3 separate regions of the Homo sapiens genome follow, and all the other regions are linked to region 2. A link is an interaction called in ENCODE POLR2A ChIA-PET data of the cell type or tissue named here. Cell type or tissue: IMR-90. All regions are shown on one strand. Region 1 has its middle 77 kb from the start of FST. Region 2 has its middle 140 kb from the start of MOCS2-DT. Region 3 overlaps ARL15 (ARF like GTPase 15).

Evidence for each region. ChIA-PET counts read pairs that join two places held together with the same protein. Peaks named below come from ENCODE experiments on the same cell type or tissue, not always from the same donor. Only the 100,000 strongest peaks of a DNase experiment are listed, where the experiment ranks them.
Region 1: POLR2A ChIA-PET joins it to region 2 with 15 read pairs; 1 of 35 experiments calls an interaction of 5 or more read pairs at or near these places.
Region 3: POLR2A ChIA-PET joins it to region 2 with 5 read pairs; 1 of 35 experiments calls an interaction of 5 or more read pairs at or near these places.

Annotation. Positions count from the first base shown.
Region 1 is chr5:53,402,526-53,405,025 of GRCh38, forward strand. No RefSeq gene overlaps it. Among named protein-coding and RNA genes, the nearest start is that of FST, 77 kb to the right of the region's middle. In IMR-90, no CTCF peak of the experiment used is centred here; a DNase peak (open chromatin) is centred at 1,446; H3K27ac peaks cover 1,041 bases.
Region 2 is chr5:53,248,451-53,250,950 of GRCh38, forward strand. No RefSeq gene overlaps it. Among named protein-coding and RNA genes, the nearest start is that of MOCS2-DT, 140 kb to the left of the region's middle. In IMR-90, no CTCF peak of the experiment used is centred here; a DNase peak (open chromatin) is centred at 1,291; H3K27ac peaks cover 1,264 bases.
Region 3 is chr5:54,258,273-54,260,772 of GRCh38, forward strand. The region is part of intron 1 of ARL15 (ARF like GTPase 15); the gene reads right to left. Among named protein-coding and RNA genes, the nearest start is that of ARL15, 51 kb to the right of the region's middle. In IMR-90, no CTCF peak of the experiment used is centred here; a DNase peak (open chromatin) is centred at 1,039.

The DNA.
Region 1 (2,500 bases), 150 kb after region 2:
CAGCTAAGGACTACGTTTTCCGGTCTTCTCTACAACTAGGTAAGACCATATAAATTGAGTTCTAGCCTATGAACTCAAGATTTCCACTCATGCCATGGAAATGTTACATGCCATGTCCAGTTCTGGTCCATAAAATTCTTTTCTCTGGCTTATTTTCCCTAGTAGGAAATCCCTGTTGGGAAAACCTTGGTGCATCCATATACTGAAGTTAGCAAGACCTCTATCAACCTAGATTTCTAAATGACTGTGTGGAGAAAAGCTACTGCCCACATTTTCCCCTGCCTACCACTGGTATATGGACAAGAAATAAACTTGTATTATATTTGAACCTATATACTTTGGGGTCTATTTGTTAAAGCAATTTGCCCTGATGCAAAGTCTTTTTGGAAACTTTAGTAAAGCTCACTGGATTATTTTTTCCAAATCCTAGGTTTGATAGACCATAAAATTTCTGTGACTATCCCTGTACATAGAGGAGACTAATTTTTCCACTCCGTGGAATGTCATTGAAAACATTCTTCCTCAAATAGTTTGTTCTATGAAACAGGGAACAGAGCAGTTTTGTATCATATCTATTCTGCCAATGAGTCAAAGAAAATGGCCAGGGAAAATGTCAATTAATTCTTGTAGCCTAAAAAAAGAAGAGATGTCACATCTTTTCTCTTTAATTCTACATCAGTATCTTTACCAAGGCCTGTATGAAATGGCTTATAATAAACCATGAGAGCCTCTGAACAGAGTGCAATAACCAAAAATGATGATGGGGCTTAGCAACATTTCATTCAGAAATACAGTGGTTTCCTGAAAACCCCAGCTTCAGAATTTTGTGGTTCGGAAACCAAAGACAAGGCTTGTTTTGTAAGAATGACTTGTTTTTAAAACAAAAAGAAATACTGAGTAGTTTATTGAGTGTCCCACTACCCAAGCCTCCTGCTTCGTAAAACAATGCCAAGGAATTCCAGTGGTCTGGTGCGCATGTGTCTTGGAAGTTGCTTTATGCTTACAGGCACATGAGACTTTGTCTGATTGGACCAAATTGCTCTAGTCATAACCTTGGAAAATCATCCCAGGGACATCTTAACTCTATCCCCAGAACATCTGAGAATATCTTGAAAAATTAATAATGAATCATGGGGCAGAAATTTGATAAGTACTTATGACATGGGCATTAATGTCAAATGATTTTTATCATGATTAATTTTACTATAATAAATACTAAGGGAACAAGAAATGATTTAGGCCATCATTTTAGGCCATCACTTACATAGGCCAAGGTACCCAAAGTGTAAATCTTTAACGAATATAGTAGTTTGTTGTGATGCCACTAAGATGTAAAGTGTCACTTATCTCCATGTGACTCCATTTGGCATTCCAACAGTTCCACTGTTTATAGTTCAGAGCTATCTAATCATGTGGTGGGGTACATTCCATAGCTCCCTCTGACAGAATAATTCCAGTGTGTCATTTCATAGGAATACTGAACTAGACCCTAACTTGGCTAACAGTTGGGTACTCCAAATTCCCAACGGATTGTTTTTGATGGGAATCTGGCCCCAAATACTCTGAAATGCTCACACTTAACCTCTACAACTAACCCAAGAACTATCTATCCCAGATTTTGTGTTTGGTCCAGTAGGTCGTCCTGGGCTGACAAATGTAAAAATACTCTGATGAAGAAAAATGGATTTGATCAAAATTCAGGACTACAACTTCAGGCTAATGATCATCACCAAAAGGCTTGTTCTTGTGCCTCAGGGCCACTACACCTCCATGACTGTAGAGATTGCCAGGGTCCACAGAAAGGACTTCATACAGGATCTTTATATACATAAACACACACACACACACACAGTTCTCTGAAATGCCTGTAGTACTGAAGTCACAAACTTCAACTGTCTTAAAAACAGACTACATCTCTCTCCACTAGAATTTTTAGAGGTATGAACAAATGAGAGTTTCACCATATAAAGTTGCTTTATGACATATTTTAAATTAAGCATAGATTTCTCATCTTATGAAGGTAACATATGTTTATTATAAATCTAGAAAATATGAGTAAGCAAAGAGATAAATTCATAATTGTACAACCTATAGATAACAACTATTAATATTTTTGATGTTTATTCTTCTAGCTCTTCATTATTCAACATTGTAGCTACTATCTATATGAGGCTATTGAGCCCTTGAAATAAGCTTTTTTTTTTTTTTTTTTTTGATGGAGTCTCACTCTGTAGCCAAGGCTGGAGTGCAGTGGCACAATCTCGGCTCACTGCAACCTCCACCTCCTGGATTCAAGTGATTCTCCTGCCTCAGCCTCCCGAGTAGCTGGGTTTACAGTTGTGCACCACCATGCCTGGCTAATTTTTGTATTTTTGGTAGAGATGAGGTTTCGCCATGTTGGCCAAGCTGGTCTCGAACTCCTGAACTCAGGTGATCTGTTCATGAACCACCATGCCCGGCCAAAATGCAGCTATTTTGAGTTGAAATGTACTCTAATGGT
Region 2 (2,500 bases):
TATATTCAAGCAACACCCCATGGCACAGTTGATGGAATAGTTCATTTGCCAGGAAATATTAAGTTTTATTAATAAACTGTGGAAAGTCAGAATTTGAGCTAATATCTGCCCTACTACAGAATCTGACAGGGTCCTATGCTCTGCAGCATTTTATCCATCCAAAAGAGTCCTACCATTTCCAGTAGCAAGGTGCATTGACTCTATTTCCATCTTAAATCTGAAACCATTTCAGCCAGCTCTCTCCAGACTTCTGGCAATTATGTCTTATAAATTTCCCTGCTTAAGACTGGCTACATAATCTGTTGGTCCCAGTGAAAAATGAAAACCCAAGGCGCCTTGGTCAAAAAACAGGAAAAAGTTGCCATTAAAAGTACTAAAATATCAAGCTTTTTCCTTTCTTCTAGTGATCCCTCTCTGTCATGTTTTTTATTTGCTATCTAATGCCATCCTAAGTCAAGAAAAATTAAAATTTTAAGTTAATAACATAAATTTTACCGTTCACCTTCATATTGTGCCATGCCAATTTTAAATGTAAATATAAGAGCATTTAACTGGTAGGAGATCTCCAAAATTTCCCAGTTCATATTTACTGGCTCAACCCTGCAGGCCCTCTGAGCTGACCAGAAAGGGAAAATGCATATCAAACTCAGGAAGGTTGGAAGCAAGAAGAGAGAACTCCCCAAAACACAGAACCAATCCCTGGAGCAGTCCAAGCCACAGGTATACTTGCCAGAGAGAGTAGACGTCCTCCACCCTACTTCCACCCCTCACTACAAAGCCCTGGCTGGGGACCCAGTCCAGAGACATGGGGCATGTAGTGTGCTATCTCAGGTCCCACCAGCCACCCTTGGAGAAGTCGAGTTAGGCATCTCCCCTTCCCACTGGCCCAGCTCAGGGCAGACAGGTGAGTCCAAGAATCTTTAAACCTTTCCACCCAGAATCGCTCAGTCCCTAGATCAGGGTAGGCAATAGGCTGAATGCATGAGGTTCACCAGTGCTGGAAAGGCTGCCACCGGAGCTGCCTCCAGTTGCCACCAGCCTCCCACCCTGTCCTCCTGTATGTCCAGCCCAAGCCTCCCCCATTCTCCCACCCCCACTCCATGTCCCATCATATTTCACCTATACAACGCAAATTCAGGAATAAGATTATTAAGAATTTCAGGACTGCAATAGAAAAACATGAGGTCCTTCTGAGCATGGGCCTTGCACAGTCCTGCTGGCCACAAGCCCCATAAAGCCAGCCCGACCTCTACTTCAAATGAATCAGTCTTGAGGAATGATGTGTCTTTCCTCCAGCCAGGATGTAAATAAACCCTGAGACTCCACATGAACAAGCCTTGCCAAGGAGTCTCACTCAAAGAAACAGTCCTGTAAAATAACCATGAGTAATGAAAAATAATTCTATTATTTGCTTGTGTTATGCAAAGAGAATTTAACTCACAACTCAAAGCAATAATTTTTCAACTCCTAGTCTTCTACTTTACAATTCTCTCTCATCCAAGCTTCTCTATAGTCGTTTATTCTTCTCTTCACTTTCCTCTTTGCAGCAAAATATGTTCTCCCTGACACCAACCCCATAAAGCTTTTGCTCTCTTCCTTCCCCTCTACACTCTCCCTCAGCTGTTGTGTAAATCAACTCAGCCACTTGGTTTTCTTTCATTTTTTCCTCTGCCTTGACTGTTACTAAGGTTCTCTGATCCAAAGGGGAGCCCAGAAACTGATGCAAAGGACAACAATCTTTCCCGCTGACAAGAGTGGGAGCAGGGCACAGACTGCACATACACATTCGGCAATGATATGTGTCCTAAGTACATGTTAATAATTTCATCACACATGTTGACTTCATTTATCCCCTAGAATAGCTCTTGATGCTGTAGCCTCTAAACAGCAGCTCTCTCTCAATGACTAGTAAAAGCCACAAGCGCTAAGTTTAAAGAAAACCTGAGGGCAGAGCTCAGCTATGGCACCTGCTAACTATGTGACACTCTTTGGGTCATTTAATCTGAGCCTTTCATTTCCTCTGTGATGTGTATAAACCAGTATTTGGGGGTAACCCTGGAAGCCTAAGGAATTGACTCTTTCTCAGTCCCATATATTAATTTATATATTAATAAGTAATATTAACTGATCTTAAGAAAATGCATTTCAAGGAAAAGAGGGCGGCCTGAATTAAAGAAAAAATGTCTTTTTGGAAGAGACACTGGGTTAGTAATAGTTCATCAAAGCTTTCTGAACTTAAGTAGAATATCTCCAAACACCACTTCCTATTTTCTATTTTCCAGTTACCTATTTGTGACTAATGGTTTGACTCTCAAACTTTCCGATTAATAGTCTGACTCCCAAATACCTTGATTCCAGGAGAGAGGCCATAACTCCCAAGTACACCGATGATAATTGATGTGTCATATTATGAATTAAAATGTTGGCATTCTGAATTCATTTGTCCCTTCACAAAGGGGATACATTGTGAGAAATGTGTTAGGTGATTTCGTGATTGTGT
Region 3 (2,500 bases), 1.0 Mb after region 2:
AGCTGTGACTGTGCCACTGCACTCCAGCCTGGGCAACAGAGTGAGAACCTGTCTCAAAAAGAAATCAACCCATCCTCCCGTTACAGATGGATACTCATGGAGGGACATCAAGTTTTCACATTATTCACGAGCTATGTCTGTCTAGCCCCATTTTTTTAGGGGATCTGAGGCAAGAGATTCATAGAGAAAAATCAAGGTGCTGGGAAAAGAGCAATTACTAATCCTTAAAGAACTACACTCTAAGAGAGTCCACCTTCTCTTGAAAGGAAGTCCTAGATCACAAGCTGATCCTAATTCAACTATAATTCCCATACTGTCCCTAGAATAGCTCCAGAATGTACAAATTCCCCAGGGCACTTAATTCTACCTGGGGCCAAAAAAGTCCCCAATGCAGCTCAACATCCTCTGGAGTAATGGAAAGCCACCAGATCAGAAGGGGAATGGAAGGAGAGGGGCATGAAATGAAAAACAGATTCTCCCTAAGATTCAGTGATCAAGCCAAAGCTGCCAAGAAACATGAAGATCACAGGCCCAAAGCACCCACCCTGAGCCCCTCCAGGCTAAGCTGAGGTGGGGAAACGGGGGCAGTGTCATGGAATGGGGAGAACATGATGCCAGAGGTGGTTGCCTCAGGCTCTGTAAGGAAAACACACATTTTGAAACATGAACAACCATATAGACAAATTCAAAGAAAGGGGCAAGACTGTATTCAGTCTAGACAGCTACTTCAACCCTTGTTGTCCAGTGGAGACACTTTCAATCCAGCCAAGCTATCCTCTTGGCTCTCAATTTAGGACAGAGAGGCCTACGTTGAATGATTAGAGCCTAATAGGGTGCACCTATGATCATTCATCTTGGACCCAGTATTCATCAGGCCTCTAAACAAAGAACAGAACAGCCTGGGGTCAACCATGGGCACTCACCCATTTGAATAGGCAGGACTCACTCACCCCACATACACACACATACTCATATATGCACACACACACATACTGATATATGCACACACATATAAACTTAACCTTGGGGTTGGCTGCTGTCAAACAGTTCTGTCATCCATTCCTGATGACTCACACCAGAGAAATAGATATATAAGTAAACTGGAAAACTACAAATCACCCCTAAATCATTTCTTTCCAGGAATGAGGATGTGATTTTTCAGCAACTCAACATTTCTATTAGCTTATTTATCCCACACATCTTCTCCTTCCCAATACTGAAACTAGTTGAAATTCCCTGAAGTGACGGCAAGTGAAAGAAACAGGTTAGAGATGAGTGGAAAAAAGAAACAGTCCAGGATTTTAACAGATTTTCATGGTTGGGAGGTCATCAACATTCAGACACCCAAAAATCAACAATATCTATAGACCCCTACACTGCAGGGGAGGTAAATGACTACAATAACTCTTCTGTATCTCAGAGAACATACAGGCATAAAGAATGGCCAAGTAATGTGCTATCTGACAAATAGGACAATCAGCAGTATACAACATTATCACATGGTCTTACAACATCACAGCAAAATTATAACATTGCTTTACAATGAGCAAAAATCCTTTTCGTTCCTGGCCAGCAACTTGATTGTAATACAGATACCCAATATTTTAAGAATCATGGAAGAGGATGCCTACCCAAAACACTTAGAATTTCCACTACTTTTAGTGGTACAACTGATTCTGTGAATACAGACAAACAGGAATGCAGGAAATGCTAGAATTCATTCGTCAACCTGAAATAATTTCCCCCAAATAAACCCTGAATGTGTTAGAATTCAAGAGTGATGCAAACCATTGTCTAAGCCCATAGTCTCAGAGGAAAGCACATTTATTAAAGCACGTTAATGTTCCCTTGGCCATCCTAGCGTGAGGTATACAGCATGCGCATCTTTAATGGTGCCACTCTGGAATGCACATCCTGCACTCTGCACTCTTCTTTCTTTCCTTGTCCTACTCCTACTCAGAGCCACTCTGAGCTTAAATGCAAACCAGCTTCTCTGTACTAGCAGAAAAGGAAGAACCAGGGTAGATGGGATGAAAGTGTGATTCCTTCAACCATTATCATAACAATTACATAGGTACTAAGTCACCACTCTATTTGACATTACAGATTCATTAAAATGAATTCCATAATTCCAAATCGTTTTCTTTTGATATGTCTATGCTGTTCAGAGTCTGGTCTGTCACTTTTGGTACCTCAGGAACTAATTCAAGAGTTGAACAAGTCCTAGAAGCTCCATTCATATTAACCCAACTCAAAGACCACAATGCTCCAAGTAGAAATAAATCCCAAGAGACCACAGGGTTCTAGTTAGGCTGATTTACCACTTAACAAAGAAATAAAAGTCCTACTGGTTTCAACCCTGATTTGAAAAAATTCTTTATATAATGCATATTTTTCCTATCTCAAGAGGGCAGAGTGCTCTAAACAGGATGAAACTCTCTGACAATGACTCAAGGGGCATTCTTCTGAACACAGAATCACAGACATCTTCCACGCTACA